Linked DNA regions of Homo sapiens: region 2 is linked to region 1. The links are chromatin contacts, found by Hi-C in ENCODE. All regions are on one chromosome and are shown on one strand. Each heading gives the region's core, a stretch centred on a gene start or an enhancer-like site at or near the end of the contact. The rest is flanking DNA. Distances are from core to core; before and after follow the strand shown. Region 1 holds the start of EML1 (EMAP like 1). Region 2 holds the start of SLC25A29 (solute carrier family 25 member 29).

What was found. A loop is a pair of places that touch in the nucleus more often than their neighbours do. Pooled maps may share reads with other maps.
Region 2: a loop to region 1 is called in a map with no recorded cell type, with 4 times the contacts of the local background. The contact joins the promoter of SLC25A29 here to the promoter of EML1 in region 1. A Hi-C loop is called at or near these places in 1 of 37 single-sample maps with no recorded cell type and 2 of 50 pooled maps.

The regions. Positions count from the first base shown.
Region 1 is chr14:99,790,291-99,797,704 of GRCh38, reverse strand. EML1 (EMAP like 1) reads right to left here and starts at 4,292. Exons shown (of 22, transcript NM_004434.3): 1 at 4,162-4,292. The coding sequence starts at 4,228. RefSeq lists an enhancer at 3,540-4,371 and a silencer at 4,119-4,598.
Region 2 is chr14:100,305,194-100,312,607 of GRCh38, reverse strand. SLC25A29 (solute carrier family 25 member 29) reads left to right here and starts at 6,164. Exons shown (of 4, transcript NM_001039355.3): 1 at 6,164-6,409. The coding sequence starts at 6,376. It overlaps MIR345 (microRNA 345), which reads right to left and starts at 4,749; the gene lies at 4,652-4,749. RefSeq lists enhancers at 5,184-5,353, 5,384-5,453, 6,662-7,228 and silencers at 5,544-5,613, 5,704-6,173, 6,234-6,333.

The sequences.
Region 1 (7,414 bases), core at 3,043-5,542:
CTGACTCGTTTTGGTGAGCTGTGATTGATCAAAGGATCCAAAGGACTCATGGAAATGCATGAGCAACATTTTGTTACTTGCTCCCACTTCTTTCCCTCTTTCATCCATTTCCTTAATTACTTATTCTTTTATCAAAAATGTATAATAAAACAAGCTTAATATTTAGGTTTCAAAAAGTTAAGACTGGTTCCTAAAAATGTTAAGCCCAGAGTTACCATATGACCTAGCAATTCTGCTCCTAGATATCTGCCCAAGAGAAATGAAAACATAGGTCCACACAAAAATGTGCATGTGAGTGCCCATAGTAGCATTATTGATAAGAGTCAAAAAGTGGAAATAACCCAAATAACCCATCAACAAGTAACAGATTTAAACAGTGTGGTATCTCTCCACAAGGGAATATAATTTGGCCATAAAAAGGAATGGCATGATGACACAGGCTACAACATGGATGAACCTTAAAACATATGCTAAGTGAAAGAAGCCAGGAACAAAATACCAAACATTCTATAATTCCATTTAAATAAAATGCCCAGAATCTATAAAGACAGAAAGTAGATTAATGGTTGCCAGGGGTGAGGGCGATGGGGGAACATGGAGTGACTGCTAGTAGGTACTAGGGTTTCTTCTGGAGTAATGCAAAGGTTCTAAAATCAGAGAGTGGTAACAACTGGACAATTCTGTGAATATACTACACGCACTTAATGGTACACTTTAAAAACACATTTTTATGGTATGTAAATATTTCAATAAAGCTATTACTCTCTCACACACACACACACACACACACACACATACACACACAAAGATTTAGACTGGTATCCAAGCCCTTCCTAGTTCTGTGGCCTGATAAAGTTGCCAAATCTCTTCGAGCCTCCGTTTTCTCAGGCACAAAGGAAGGATGGTAACACCACCTACTTCAAAATGAGGCCTCGAAGAAAATATGGAGTTATTTCCCAAATCATAAATTGTCTTATAAAGGATAGCTACTGTTCACTTTTTAAAACACTTCAGGTTTTTTTTTTTTCCCAGCATTAAAAGAAGTTTGTGAGCTGGGCATGATAGCACGCACCTGTAGTCCCAGCTACTTGAGAGACTGAGGTAGGACTGCTTGAGCCCCAGGAGTTTGAGTCTGCAGTGAGCTGTGATCATGCCACTGCACTCCAACCTGGGTCACAGAGCAAGGTGTGGCTCAAAGAAAAAAAAAAAAAAAAGCTTGTGATTTCTAGCTCACTTTACAGATTTCAAATACTCTGAAGAAAACAATGCACACATTTTCTGCTTAAATGAGAAAGACAGTTCCTGAAAGATGAGGATGAGCCTTTTCAGGAGGCTAGATACTGCCTAACTTTGCATTTAATGTCCACTACAAATTATGAGGAGAGACACCAAGAAAGAAGTATAAGAGAAGACAGAAATTTCATTCATTAGAACAAACTTTTCTCTTTCTCCCTTCTCATTTACACATTATCTTCTCTCTCTCTCTCTCTCTCTCTCTCTCTCTCTCTCTCTCTCTCTGAGACAGGGTCTCACTTTGTCACCCAGGCTGTAGTACAGTGGCACAGTCATAGCTCACTGCAGCTTCAAACTTCTGGGCTCAATCAATCCTCCCATCTCAGCCTCCTGAGTAGCTAGGATTACAGGTTCAAGCCACCATGCCCAGCCAACTTTTAAAAATTTTTTGTAGAGGGGGGTCTTGCTATGTTGCCCAGGCTGCTCTCAAACTCTTGGCTGCAAGTAATCCTCCCGCCTCAACTTCGCATATCTTGATCTTGTCTTTATTTGACCAGAAGGAAATTAACTATGACAGTCATCCAAATAATATGTGTGAATTATATTTTCTAAAGCTGTAACCATGATTTTTTAGTTTCTGTCACTATTAACAGCATGACGCATACTGAACATATGAAAATGTATGAGTTCATGTATTATGCTGCTGTCTTGCCATTGTAATGTAAGTCTCTCATTTAAAAAGAAAAAATTGTTTGCCAATGTAGCTAATGAAATATCCAAATGTTTAATTTAGTTCCTAGTGAAATGGCATTTCTGTGATCCACTGCTTTAATTGAATCATCATAGTAATTAACTGACTTGTATTCATTTATATCTTCACTTAATGAAAGCCTCTTAAAATGTTTCACATCAAAACATCTGTTGCCTAAGACATCACCAGTTAACATTGACTTCTGCCCCATAGGCCACTCTTGCTTTAAACTTTATTCATTAGACAACCTAAAAAAAAAATAACAAATACAGAGCTGAGAACTTTTTGAGAAAAGTAATTCAATAGTTATAAAGTGATCTTATTGTTTGATTCTAGTTAAGGTGGTTTTTCTTTAAACCAATACTTCTACAAAATATAAGAGTTGGTTTTTACTTTCTTCTGGACATCACCACCAGTAAAATACCATGCCAATATCTCTAGGCTGGCAATTAAAAGGAAAATGCAGAAAACGAAAACATTCATGAACAGACGTGTAGGTCAACTTCATGACTAAACTGCTATTTAGGAACAGTATGACCAGGCCCCAAACAACTGCTCCAATAAAAATATCTAGGCTCATTTTCATATCGCAAATCAAGCTGTCAATAATACGCCCACAGATTAAATTTGTAAGACCTGATGCCTCAAAGTCATTTAATACAAATTTCAGCCACATATCTTTCCAACTAAGCATAGGGAGAATTCTACCATAAGCATATAACTACTTTTTAGATCAAAAACAATAATTCAAATATGATTGATTATAAGTCAATTAAGGAACCTATTCAAAATGTTAATTGAGGAATCTATTTAACCTACTGGAGAGCAAAACCGTTCCCATGACTCTATACTATAAAGTATTCCAGGGACCACCAGCATACCAAATACATTCTACCTGCCCTCAACACCTTCTGAGGCTCAAAAACACAGGTGTTCTGCTCTTGGAAACTGGCGTTAAATTCAGAGAAAAAGCAGAAACTTTCTTTAATTCCACTGAAGAGGGAATTACTAAATTCATGAAGGCCCACAAATGGTTCAGATGTAAAGTATAAGCTGCAAAAGCTATCAGAGTATACATTCTACCATGAACAAGATGATAAATTTCACCAGAGATAAAAAATACCACTACAGAGGATGAATCAACACACTCATTACTCTTTACTGCTACAGTGACAAACAGGTGTCGAATAACAAGAAAACTTTCCCTAAATCACAATACAATAGCAAAATAAATTGCTCCAGTTGTCAAAGGGTCTAGAATTCAAAATTATTCCGACTGCACTTAAGCAAATTCTATCAAATACACATTTTTTTTTCCCATTAACAAACTTTTGGGGCCCTTTGATGGAGCAATAAATCCAACATGTAAAAAAAAAAAAAAGTGTGGTTAACTTTTGTGCGTGAATTATCACACATCATGTTCTGATAAAATATTCAGTGTGCTATGAAAATCTTTTTCAACCCTGCCAATGAGACTGAAATCTTTCAAGCATGTAGGATTTCATATTTTTAAAAAGATGCCATATTGGTGGATATGAATGTTTCCTTCCTGTAAAATTGCAAAAACAAAAAAAGAAAAAAGAATCCATTATCCCATAAACAAAATAAGAAGCAACACTGAGGCCAGGTCCACTTTGGCTTTCCATTTAAAAAGCTCTAGATTGTATTAAATTGTGATGATTTCATTAAAGTAGACCTGAATGGGTTCTGGGGGTCCAAACACTGCGTGCATCCTCGCAGGAGGGTTTTGTTATTAAAGGATTTGTTTCCCGAGTTCTTCATCCAGTCATTTCCAAACAGATGTGGGTCGGGAAGCAAAAAAGCAACACGTTCCCCGGAACGCGGAGGCTGCCCGGGCCTCCCCGCCGCCCTGTGCCCCACGCGCCTCCGCCCGGGCGCGCTCCGCGGGTGCTGGAGCCGGCGGGGTCCGCGCGCCAGTGCCGGGAGCCGGGGTGGCGGCGGGGAGCCCGGGGCGGCCCGGAGCGAGGCGCGGCCCCGCGGCTCCAACACAATGCGCCGGCGGCGGGAACGGGGACCGCGCGCCCCTCCGCAACAACTTTGCGCGGCCTCGCCCGCGGCCGCCGGGCCTCGGCCCCTCGGCTTGGTCCCCGCCGTCGCCGTCGCCGCCGCCCGCCACCAGCCGCTCGCCGCCCCGGCCCCGCGCGGCCGCCCCTCACCGTTGCAGAACTGGAGCAGCGAGGACGTGTCGTACAGGCTGCTGTAGCTGGAGAAGCCGTCCTCCATGCTGAGGCCGCCGGGCCGCGCCCGCTCCCCGGCCCGGCCGCGCCGCCGCCGCTCACCACACACTGAGCTGAGCCCGACCGCGACCGGCGCTGGCGCTGGGGCCGGCCCTGCTGTGGCGGCTGCTGCTGCCGGTTACCATGGCAACCCCGGGCCCGCCGCCGCCGCCGCAGCCGCGCGAGCCCAGCGCCCGCTCCGCCCGCGAGGGGGCGGCCTCGGCGGCCGCGGGGCCCGGGCCGGGAGGGGGACGTGGCGGGGCGGGGCCGAGCCTCCCCGCGCCTGCGGCCTCTTTCCCCGCGGGGAGCGCGGCCCGGGCGGCCTGGGAGCCGCAGGGGCGCGTCTGCCGCCCGCTGTCCCCTTGGCCAGGCCCCGCCTCCGCGCACGGGGGCTCAGGGGCTGCGGGGCGCGGCGGGCGGCCCTTGCGGGGGCGCGGGGACAAAGACCAAGGCCGGGAGAGAGCGGGCGCGTGGGGCCCGGGGTAACCTCCGCCACGGACACCCAAGCCCACCCGCCCCCGACGCGCTGTTCCCGCGCCCGCGGGCAGCTCCACGACCAAACATGGACAACGCGCCCGCACATTTCGGCCGTTTCCACGCCGCGGCTCACTGTGGCCCACATCCGACCGGCGCGTTCCTCTGTCCACACGTTTTTCCGCGGCAGCAAGGCCCTGCCTCAGTGAGACTTAGCACGGGACTGGCAAGTCAGCTCGAACCTTCGCTCACACTGGGCCAGAGAGGCTATCCTGGTACCAGGCTGGAAGTCCCCCGTGTTGAGGACTCGACGCAGCTAAAACATCGCTTTGTGGTTTCTCTATGATCAGCCCCTGGGATACAGATCTGTCACGTTACAGGCTTGTTAACTTGCTACAGGACTAAGGAAATCAGTATTTATTCTACATCAGAAAGACACCAAGAGTTAGGAGAAAATAGCGCAGTCGGAGAAACACATAGATCTATGAGTTTGTAACTTTTCCAGGCCATACACGTATAAATGCTGTTAATGGTTCGCATTTTATACCCATGGAGTAAAGTAAGTAAAGATGCGCCAAATAACGAGTGGGAAGCAATAAATTAGAATATATAAAATGGATCATCTAACCCAAGAATGAGCTTGGTCCCAAAGAGACTGCAGAACGTTTACACTTCCTGTTGCATCAGTCATAATTCAGTTCCATGCCAAAATCTGAAATGGTAGGTACTAACTTGTGCAGGTTGAATAGAGTAGGTGAAATAAGAACTGAGTAAGTTAAAATTAGGAAAACTCGTAGGTCTCGCTTGGGCTCAGAGGCCTGTCCTTCCAGAAGCCCAGCTTGGACATCAGTAGATGGCAGGTGAGGGACAGGGCTCTGTCACTCTGCGTGCGGCACGGTTAGTGCATGGGTTAGTAAGGACTGGTGCTATATGCTGTGGGCAGAGGGAGAAGTTTAAGAGCTTATTCCTGTCCTAGCAGGATTGTTAATTGGGAAGATACATTGTGAGTGAAGGCTGAAGGGCCACAGGTGCTGCGGGTTTGACTGTGACTTGGTGGATGGAGGACAGTGGGCAGGACACTGCTAGTGAGGAAAGAAGGAACGGTGCCTGCAGACATTGTGCAGACAAGTGGGAAATAAGACTGGACTGAGGGCAAGGGGCCAGGTAAGAGAGGCCCCAAGAGCTGCAGAGGAGCCTGAACCAGACTTGGGGGGAGATGGAGGAACGCTTGGAGGGTTCACGCAGGCAGGCCACTGTTGAGAGCTGTGTTAGGGAGCTGGGTCTGCCTGCCGACTGGGCTGCAGGGGCCGCGGCCTGTTGCTGGAACAGCCCAGGATGTCTGCAGTGCTCCAGAAATGAGGCACCAAGGGCCGGCCAGAGGGAAGTTGCTATAGGACCATACAGCTGGAAAGACAGGAAGGTCAAGCGGGGACAGCACAACCTCCAATTAGAAGTGCCCTGTAGCAACTGGAGAGAAAGAATTGAGATTTGGGAGTTGTCAGCAAAGGGGTTGTAGATGAAGTCTCTAAAGAAGAGAATAGAAAATCGGACAGGGGCTGGGGTACAGCCTTGACAAAGGAGAGAGAAGGACATTCCGAAGGAATGGTCAGAGAGGCAGGAGAATCAGCAGAGGACATTGTCTCTCTAAGCTAAGAGCACAGAAAGCTTCCAGTGGGCATTTGCGTAGAGTTCTCTGCAGGAAGAGTCAAGGAGGATGAGGCTGGGGTGAGGCTCTTCTGTCTGGTGGCAGAGGGCTCCCAGGTGACCTGGAGCACCCTGGTGATGCAATAGGTTGCTGGATATCAAAGGGAGAGGGCAGGTACATGCACGTTAGAACACTTTGGCAGGGAGGCCGAGGGCGGGGCTTATGCCTGTAATTCTAGCATTTTGGGAGGCCGAGGTGGGCAGATTGCCTGAATTCAGGAGTTCAAGACCAGCCTGGGCAACATGGGAAACCCCGTCTCTACCAAAAAAAATACAAAAAATTAGCCAGACATGGTGGTGTGCACCTATAGTCCTAGCTATTTGGGAAGCTGAGGTGGGAGAATCACCTGAGCCCAGGAGGTAGAGGTTGCAGTGAGCCAAGATCACACCACTGCACTCCAGCCTAGATGACAGAGTAAGACCCTGTCACAAAAAAAAAGGAAAAGAAAAAAAGAAAACTTTGGCAGGGAAAGGAAATGGGGGGAGGGGCCAAAGTTGGCAGAGGGCCAGGTAAAGTGTCCTCTTGCGCCCGCCTGGCACAGGTGGGTTCTCTGCCTCTCTAAGGCAGCAGGCAGGTGCTATGGAGAAGCGGCTTTCAAAGGGTGAGACTTAACACCCAGATGCACATTTCATCTTCCTCATTTCCCATCTGTCTATTCCAGTGTTCATGCTCTCTCTATTCCACTTTGCAGTTTTATACTTCAGGATATGTTGGATGATTGGCATAAAAAGCTGAGGTGTGGTATTTCTGAACTTGAAAAGGAAGTAATAATCATGAATAATTAGAAGATGGTTTTCTTTAAAGCCGGGTGTGGTGGTGTGTGCCTGTAGTCCTAGTTATTTGGGAGGCTGAGGTGCGAGGACGACTTGGGCCCAGGAGGTTGAGGCTGCAGTGAGCTATGATTGCACCACTGCATTCCATACAGTGCAGCTGGGGCAATGCTCAACTCCAGCCTGGGCAACAGAGTGAGACCCGATCTTAAAAAGAAAAAAAGAATGTTAGCATTCCTTATGT
Region 2 (7,414 bases), core at 4,915-7,414, 510 kb before region 1:
AAACATGTGCTGTGTCCACTCAGGGTTAAATGGATTAAGGGCCGTGCAAGGTGTGCTTTGTTAAACAGATGCTTGAAGGCAGCATGCTTGTTAAGAGTCATCACCACTCCCTAATCTCAAGTACCCAGGGACACAAAACACCGCGGAAGCCCGCAAGGACCTCTGCCTAGGAAAGCCAGGTATTGTCCAAGGTTTCTCCCCATGTGATAGCCTGAGATATGGCCTCGTGGGAAGGGAAAGACCTGACCGTCCTCCAGCCGGACACCCGTAAAGGGTCTGTGCTGAGGAGGATTAGTAAAAGAGGAAGGAACCCCTCGTTGCAGTTGAGACAAGAGGAAGGCATCTGTCACCCGCTCGTCCCTGGGCAATGGAATGTCTGGGTGTAAAACCCGATTGTATATTCCATCTACTGAGATAGGGGAAAACCGCCTTAGGGCTGGAGGTGGGACATGCGGGCAGCAATACTGCTCTGTAAGGCATTGAGCTGTTTATGTGTATACATATCTAAAGCACAGCACTTAATTCTTTACTTTGTTCATGATGCAGAGACCTTTGTTCACGTGTTCACCTGCTGACCTTCTCTCCACTATTATCCTATGACCCTGACACATCCCCCTCTCCGAGAAACACCCAATAATGATCAATAAATACTAAGGGAACTCAGAGGCTGGCGGGATTCTCCGTATGCTGAACGCCGGTCCCTGGGCCCCCTTTTTTCTTTCTCTATACTTTGTCTCTGTGTCTCTTTCTTTTCCAAGTCTCTCGTTCCACCTAACGAGAAACACCCATAGGTGTGGAGGGGCAACCCACCCCTTCAAGTTGGATCTTCCTGAATCTATCCTTAGAGATGGTCTCAACCCACAGTTTCACAGCCACCTTAGAACCACTAAAGAGCCTGGTTTAAACGCAGCTTTTGTCTCTACCTGCTCCCTGGGGCTGACTTCTTAGGTCTGGGGCAGGGCCTCAAAATCTGCCTTCCTAGCTGTTTGCCAAGGTGGCGGCAACTCAGCCCCACAGGGACCCACTGGCCAATTCCAACCCCAGAGGTCTAGAGAGGGAAAACCTGTGGCCAAGGCCACACAGCAGGACAGAGCAGAGTCTGGGTCCTCTCACCAGGCTGGGCTCCAAGGCTGCCTGCTCGCCCCTTGCTCAGGTTGGGAGGAGGCAAAGCTGGTGGGGCACAGCGTGGCGACCTGCCCCCTGTGGTTCCAGCTATTCAAGAGGCTGAGGTGGGAGGATGGCTTGAGCCCAGGAGGTTGAGGCAGCAGTGAGCTGTGACTGCACCACTGTACTCTGGCTGGGCAACAGAGCGAGACCCTGTCTCTCTCTCTCTCTCTCACACACACACACACACACACACACACACACACACACACACACACGGCACCAATCCCATTCCCTCATAACCTAATCACCTCCCAAAGGCCCTGCTTCTAACACCATCACCTCCGGGGTTAAGACTTCAGCATATGAGGAACAAAACACACTGGGGCCTACCTAAGGGTGGAGGGGAGGAGAGAGAGGATCAGTGGGCATTAGGCTTAATACCTAGGTGACAAAATAATCTGCACAACACACCCCCATGACATGGGTTTACCTATACGACAACCCTGCACATGTACCCCTCAACTTAAAAGTTAAAAAAAAGGACTTCAACATATGAACTTTGGGGGGACACACACATTCAGACCATGGCAGGTCAGCCAAGCCCCTTCTGAAGAGGTAAGCATTGAGCAGGAACCCAAATCCTGTTTGTTTATTTATTTATTTATTTTGAGACAGAGTCTCCCTCTGTTGCCAGGCTGGAGGGCAGTGGCGTGATCTCGGCTCACTGCAACCTCTGACTCCCAGGTTCAAGCAATTCTCCTGCCTCAGCCTCCCAATTAGCTGGGATTACAGGCATGCACCACCACGCCCAGCTGATTTTTGTATTTTTTTTTTTTTTGAGATGGAGTCTTACTCTTGTCACCCAGGCTGGAGTGCAGTGGCAAGATCTCGGCTCACTGCAACCTCCGCCACCTGAGTTCAAGCGATTCTCCTGCCTCAGCCTCCCGAGTCGGTGGGATTACAGGTGCCTGCCACCGCGCCTAATTTTTTTGTATTTTTAGCAGAGACGGGGTTTCAGCATCTTGGCCAGGCTGGTCTTGAACTCCTGACCTCATGATCCACCCGCCTCGGCCTCCCAAAGTGCTGGGATTACAGGCGTGAGCCACCACGCCCAGCCAGAACCCAAGTTCTAGAGGTAACGACGCCAGGCCAGGCAGAAGCTTCCAACATGGCAAAACCCCATCTCTACTAAAAATACAGAAAATTGGCCAGGCATGGTGTCGGGTGCCTGTAATCCCAGGCTACTAGGCCCCTTCCCAAGGACCCCAGGGACTCAGAGGAGCTGCCAGTGCCAAGGCCCTGAGAGGGGCACAAGCTTAGAGGGTGGGCTCCAATAAGAGGGCCAGAGGGCATGAAAGGTGGGAGGTGAGGTTGTAGTCTGGTTACCCTGGGCCTCACACCATGGCACTGAGCTCGAGTATTCCAATATGAGACAGGAGGCGACTGACAGCGCGCCGGCCCCACCAATCTTTGGCCAGGAGTTTGCAACCTGCTCAGGTGGCTCCCATCCCGAGTCTACACCTGTGCTTGCTGCCAGAGCCCTTCTGTGCACTCTCCCCTGCACAGCCTAACTCCTGGGAAGGTCTACACAGCTGGTGCCTCATCCTCTCCCCCTCAACTTGCCCTCTGGCAGCCTGAGTTGCAGCCACCCCCCCCAAGTCCTGGCCCAAACAGCTCCTGCAGGGGGTCATTCAGCTCCAAGATTCCAGGGTGGGGACAGAGACTTGCGTTTCCTTTTTACTTTCTGGCGTTTCTGATTTCTCCACACTGAACCTGTCTTGTGTGAGAATAAAAGCTGTACACAGGGAAAACTCCAACACACCCTTTCCAGTGAGCTGGCTTGACCCTCGGTGCCCCGTGACAGTCCCTCCGGCCTTGCTGTCCTGTGCTGGCCTTGGGTCTGCCCTGCCCCTTAAAAGGCTGGGGTCCTCAGGGCTGCACAGAGCCCTGCCTCCTCTGGGATGGGAGGTCCAGGGCTCTGTGGAACATGGGAGTTTGAGAAAGCACATTCTGTGCTGTAACCTTATCCTCAGGAAATGAAATAAAACAATAGACACTGAACCCAAGTGTCCAAGATGTAGGCATACGGATTCATTTACTTGGCACCAACTTTTTCACTCCTCCTTTCTGGTCTCTCCTCAGCCCTGACATGGAGGTCAGGGATTTGTGTCTGTCTTGTCCCCAACACAGGGCACAGGGCAGTGCGCCGACTGAGTGCATGATTCCCAGGCAGCAGGGAAACAGGGTGCTCAGGAAGATGTGGTTTTGCAAAGTTTAGTAACCCAGCAGCACACCCGTGTGGACGCATCCCTTTCCAGTGCCTGTCCTCACCCCCTCCCCAATGTCCCCCACCCAGTGTCAACTGTGCAGGCCCTGGGCACACCAAGATGAAGGGGACAGACCTGGGACCTGCCCTCAGGGTACTTCCAGCTGAAGGCAGCCCCCTGTCACCCACAAGGGAGCTGAGGCTCCCTTGGCGGGTCAGGTCAGGCAAATCTGTCCCAGAGCCCAGTCCTCCACTGTCCCCCACATGTTGACCTTAGTCCCCAAATCCAACAGCCCTCCCCCGACCACACACACACACCCAGAACCCTGCCCTCTCCTTGCAAAGTGCACAGCTAAGGGCCCGCACTCCTCATCTCCCAGGCCTGGCACGATCCCACTGCTGCCCTCACACGGCCTGCCTCAGCTCTCTCAACAAAGGACCCTCCCTGCAAGGAGGTTTTTCTTTTTGAAATAGGGTCTTGCTCTGTCATCCAGGCTGGTGCACAATGGTTCGATCATAGCTCACTGCAGCCTTGACCTCCTGGGCTCAAGCGACCCTCCTGCCTCGGCCTCCTGAGTAGCTAGGACTACAGGCCTGCAGGCATGCGCCACCACATCCTGCCGATTTTTTTTTTTTTTAGAGATGGGGCCTCACTATGTTGCCCAGGCTGGCCTCAAACTCCTGGCTTCAAGCGATCCTCCTGCCTCAGCCTCCCAAAGTGCCTGGATTACAGGCATGAGCCACTGAACCCAGCCTCAAGGAGGTTTCTGAAGCTCAACTATGGAATACCTACTGTTTACCAGGCTACTAGGCCCCTTCCCAAGGACCCCAGGGACTGACAGCTCAGTGCAACCTGCCCCAAGCATAATTTTCAAGGCATGTGCATTCTCTCAATAACAAAGCAAAACAGGTCATGCTTGTCTCCTTATCCGTTTCCATCATTTTCTCACTACTGCCACATGCTGTCAAGGTACTGGATTTCCCTCCCAAACCTCCTCAACCAGGAATGGATGTGCAGGGATTTGTGCTTTACCTCATGAGCCCTCCAGCATCCCAAGGACATCCTGTTCCTAAGGTAAGTGACTACATGTAGGTAGTCCAGTGTAATCACTGTGTCTGCAGGAGGCCTCCAGCCACCTGAGTAGCCCCACAGCCAGCTCCTGCCCTTTTGGGTCTGGGCTTCTCTTGGGGCCCCCATACCACTGCTTTTCTGGCCCATGGGCCACTCTCCCCCATCCGCACACCTGCCTCCCTGAGGCAACCAAGTGGGTCAGAGAGGCTGTCGATATTCAAACCCAGGCCTCCAGACCCCTCGTTCAGGGCCCACCAGCCATCACGAGCCCTGGACTAGGAGTCAGCAGACCTAGGGTTTGGGTCTCTGCTTAACATTCTACTTAGACTCTAAAAGGAAACTAACATGAGCACTGGGGACCCCTGCCCCTAGCACCAGGCTGCACTACTGACAACACCTACCTGTGTGTCCTAGTACCAAATACACAGAACCTTTCGACCTGCACCTCCAGGAGGTAGGTACCCACTGGAATTTGGATAAAAGAACCATGTGACCCTAAACCTGGAAACGTGGCACACGGTGTGGCCTTGCCTGCCTGCAGGCCCTAAAGAAGGAAGCTGGGCCCGGCCTAAGGCTGATCTGACTCCTACAGCGAAGAGAAAGCGCCTGGCCCGTCCCTGCTCCCAGGCTCCAACCTGACAGTCTGGACCTCCAGAGGCGCTGGGGAAGGGCTGGTGGGAAGTCACCGAATGGGACGCTCCACAGGGACCAGGGCAGTCCCTTGCCACTGCGAATGTCAGGGACTCCTGGGGGGCCGAGTCAGACTCGGCTCTCATTCATCCCCGCAGCCCATGGATACCCTGGTGACCCAGAGCCAAGCACCCTCCGACTTCAGCGCCTGAGCGCGGCCCCTACCGAGCCCCTCCGGTCTCGCCCCGTCCGGCCGCCGCTGACGGAGGCGCTGCGATCTGGCCCGACTCCACTCTGCAGCCCAGTCCAGGAACCTCCCTCTCTCCACAACCTTCCGCGGCTCCCGCGACCCGCAGTCCTCGGGAAGGAGCTGTGGCCCGAAGGCCTGCTGCGCCCTTTGCCCATGGCCCCTTTCCCTTTTAAGGTTCCCTGCTCTCCGCCCAAATCCCAGCCTCAGGCTCCGCAGGAAGCGCCCGTGCGCGTCCGACCCCCAGAACCCGGCGGGTTCGGCCAGGAGTCCGGAAGCCCCGGAGGCCACCGCCGCCGCGGGCGCGCAGGCGGGACGGGCAGAGGCTCCCCACGGGCGATTCCCGCTCGCGGAGTTTCGCAACTAGCGGCGTCCCAGTCTGCGGGCCTCGGAACGTCCCGGCGCTCCACGGCCGTTTTCGCGGCAGGGTCCGCACGGCACAGACTAGGGCGCTGAGGTTCTGCGGCGGCGCCGGACTCCGAACCCAGGGTCCGGTTCCCGACCCGGTCCAGACCAGAGCCACCCCGCGTACTCCGGGTGGGGGAGTCCTCGGCTCAACCCCGCCACCCCGCGCGTCCCCTCCCGCCGGACCTGCGCACCCAGCGCGCTCTTTGTCTGAGGCGTCCCCGCGCCCCGCCCGCGCGCCCACCACGTCCCCCGCGCCCCGCCTCCCGCGCACGCCCGGCCAATGAGGCGCGGCGGCGAAGCGCAGTGCCCGGGGTGTTGTCCGCGCCGTGCCCGCCCATTGGCCTCACTCGGCGCCCCCACCCGGGCCCTGCCGGCAGGCACGAGGGGCGGGGCGCGCGGCCCGAGGTGAGGGACCGCGGGCCGGAGGGGATCCAGCGAGTCAGCTGCCGCCGAGGGACCAGCGCGGGTCTAGCTGCTGCCGCCATCCCCACCATCCCTGACCGCGCCTGCCCGGGCTCCGCGCCAGGAGGAGCGGCCAGGCCCAGCCCCGGCACCGCGCGCTCGGGGACCCCGACGGCGCCCAGCCCGGCGAGGGGCCTCAGGGGGAGGACGAGGAGGAAAGGCGGCCTCGCCGGGGACCCGGCCATGGCGCTGGACTTCTTGGCTGGATGCGCGGGGGGTAAGGAGGCGGCGGGCCGGGCCGGGCCGGGGCGAGGCGTCCGGGGAGGGAGGTCGGCCCACCAGCACGCCCTGGCCTCGCGGCTTCCCGCTGGCGGGGGTCGCCGCGTCTGTGAATGGGGACCACAGTTCTCTTGCCTCGGGCGGGTCTCGTGGGCGTAAATTGACTTCAGGCCCGGGCTGTCCGCGAGGGCAGGTGTCTTTATTCTCTCTGGGCACGCTCGGACGGGAGGTCTGGGGCGCCGGGGCAGCACCGTGGCTGAGCGGAGGCCAGGACTGCCGGGAGGATGCCCCACTGCCCCCCGCGCCGAGGTCCCGGGCTCATCTCCTTCCCCTCCCCCATCCCCATCCGTTGCGCACTGGGAGCAGGGTCCCCTCCCCCGGCCGTATATTTCGGGACTGACTCCACCCCGTCCCGCGCAGCCATCCAGCGGGGTTGGGGCTACGGAGCCGACCCCCTACTCGGCTGGCCTTGGAGGGCACTGAACCACTCTGGCGCCGAGTCACGCCTTGGAACGCCGCCCCTTCCTACGCGGTTTTGTGAGCTGTTGGGGGCGGAAGGGGGGTGGTGGGTGGGTCGGGCGAGCCGGTGTGGGGCACCTTCTCCGAGGCGCGGTCGCGGCTCTGGGGTTCCTCCCATGCAGTTGTCCCCGGGAGGGCCCGGGCGGGCGTGCAGTCCAGGCTCTCCCATGCCCCGACCGTGGGCGTCGGGCACGGCACTTCCCTGTTGGGCCTCTGGCTTCTCTGCTTTTACCTTGAGGGTTAATTTATTCACCAGGATTTAGATGTCGGGGGCGGGGGAGGGTGGTTGGCGGCGGGAGTTGCTGAGAGGGCCGGCCGCTTATCCCTGTTTGGTCCCACTTTTCTCCCAGCACCTGCCCTTGTTCACCGCCTCTTCATCTACTTGGATTTGGCTCGAATAAACCCTCAGCTCCCGGCCAGCGCTGAGAGCCCTGGCGGAAGAGTGGGTAGCGGTGGCCTTAAGTATTAAATCTGTGGCGTCGGA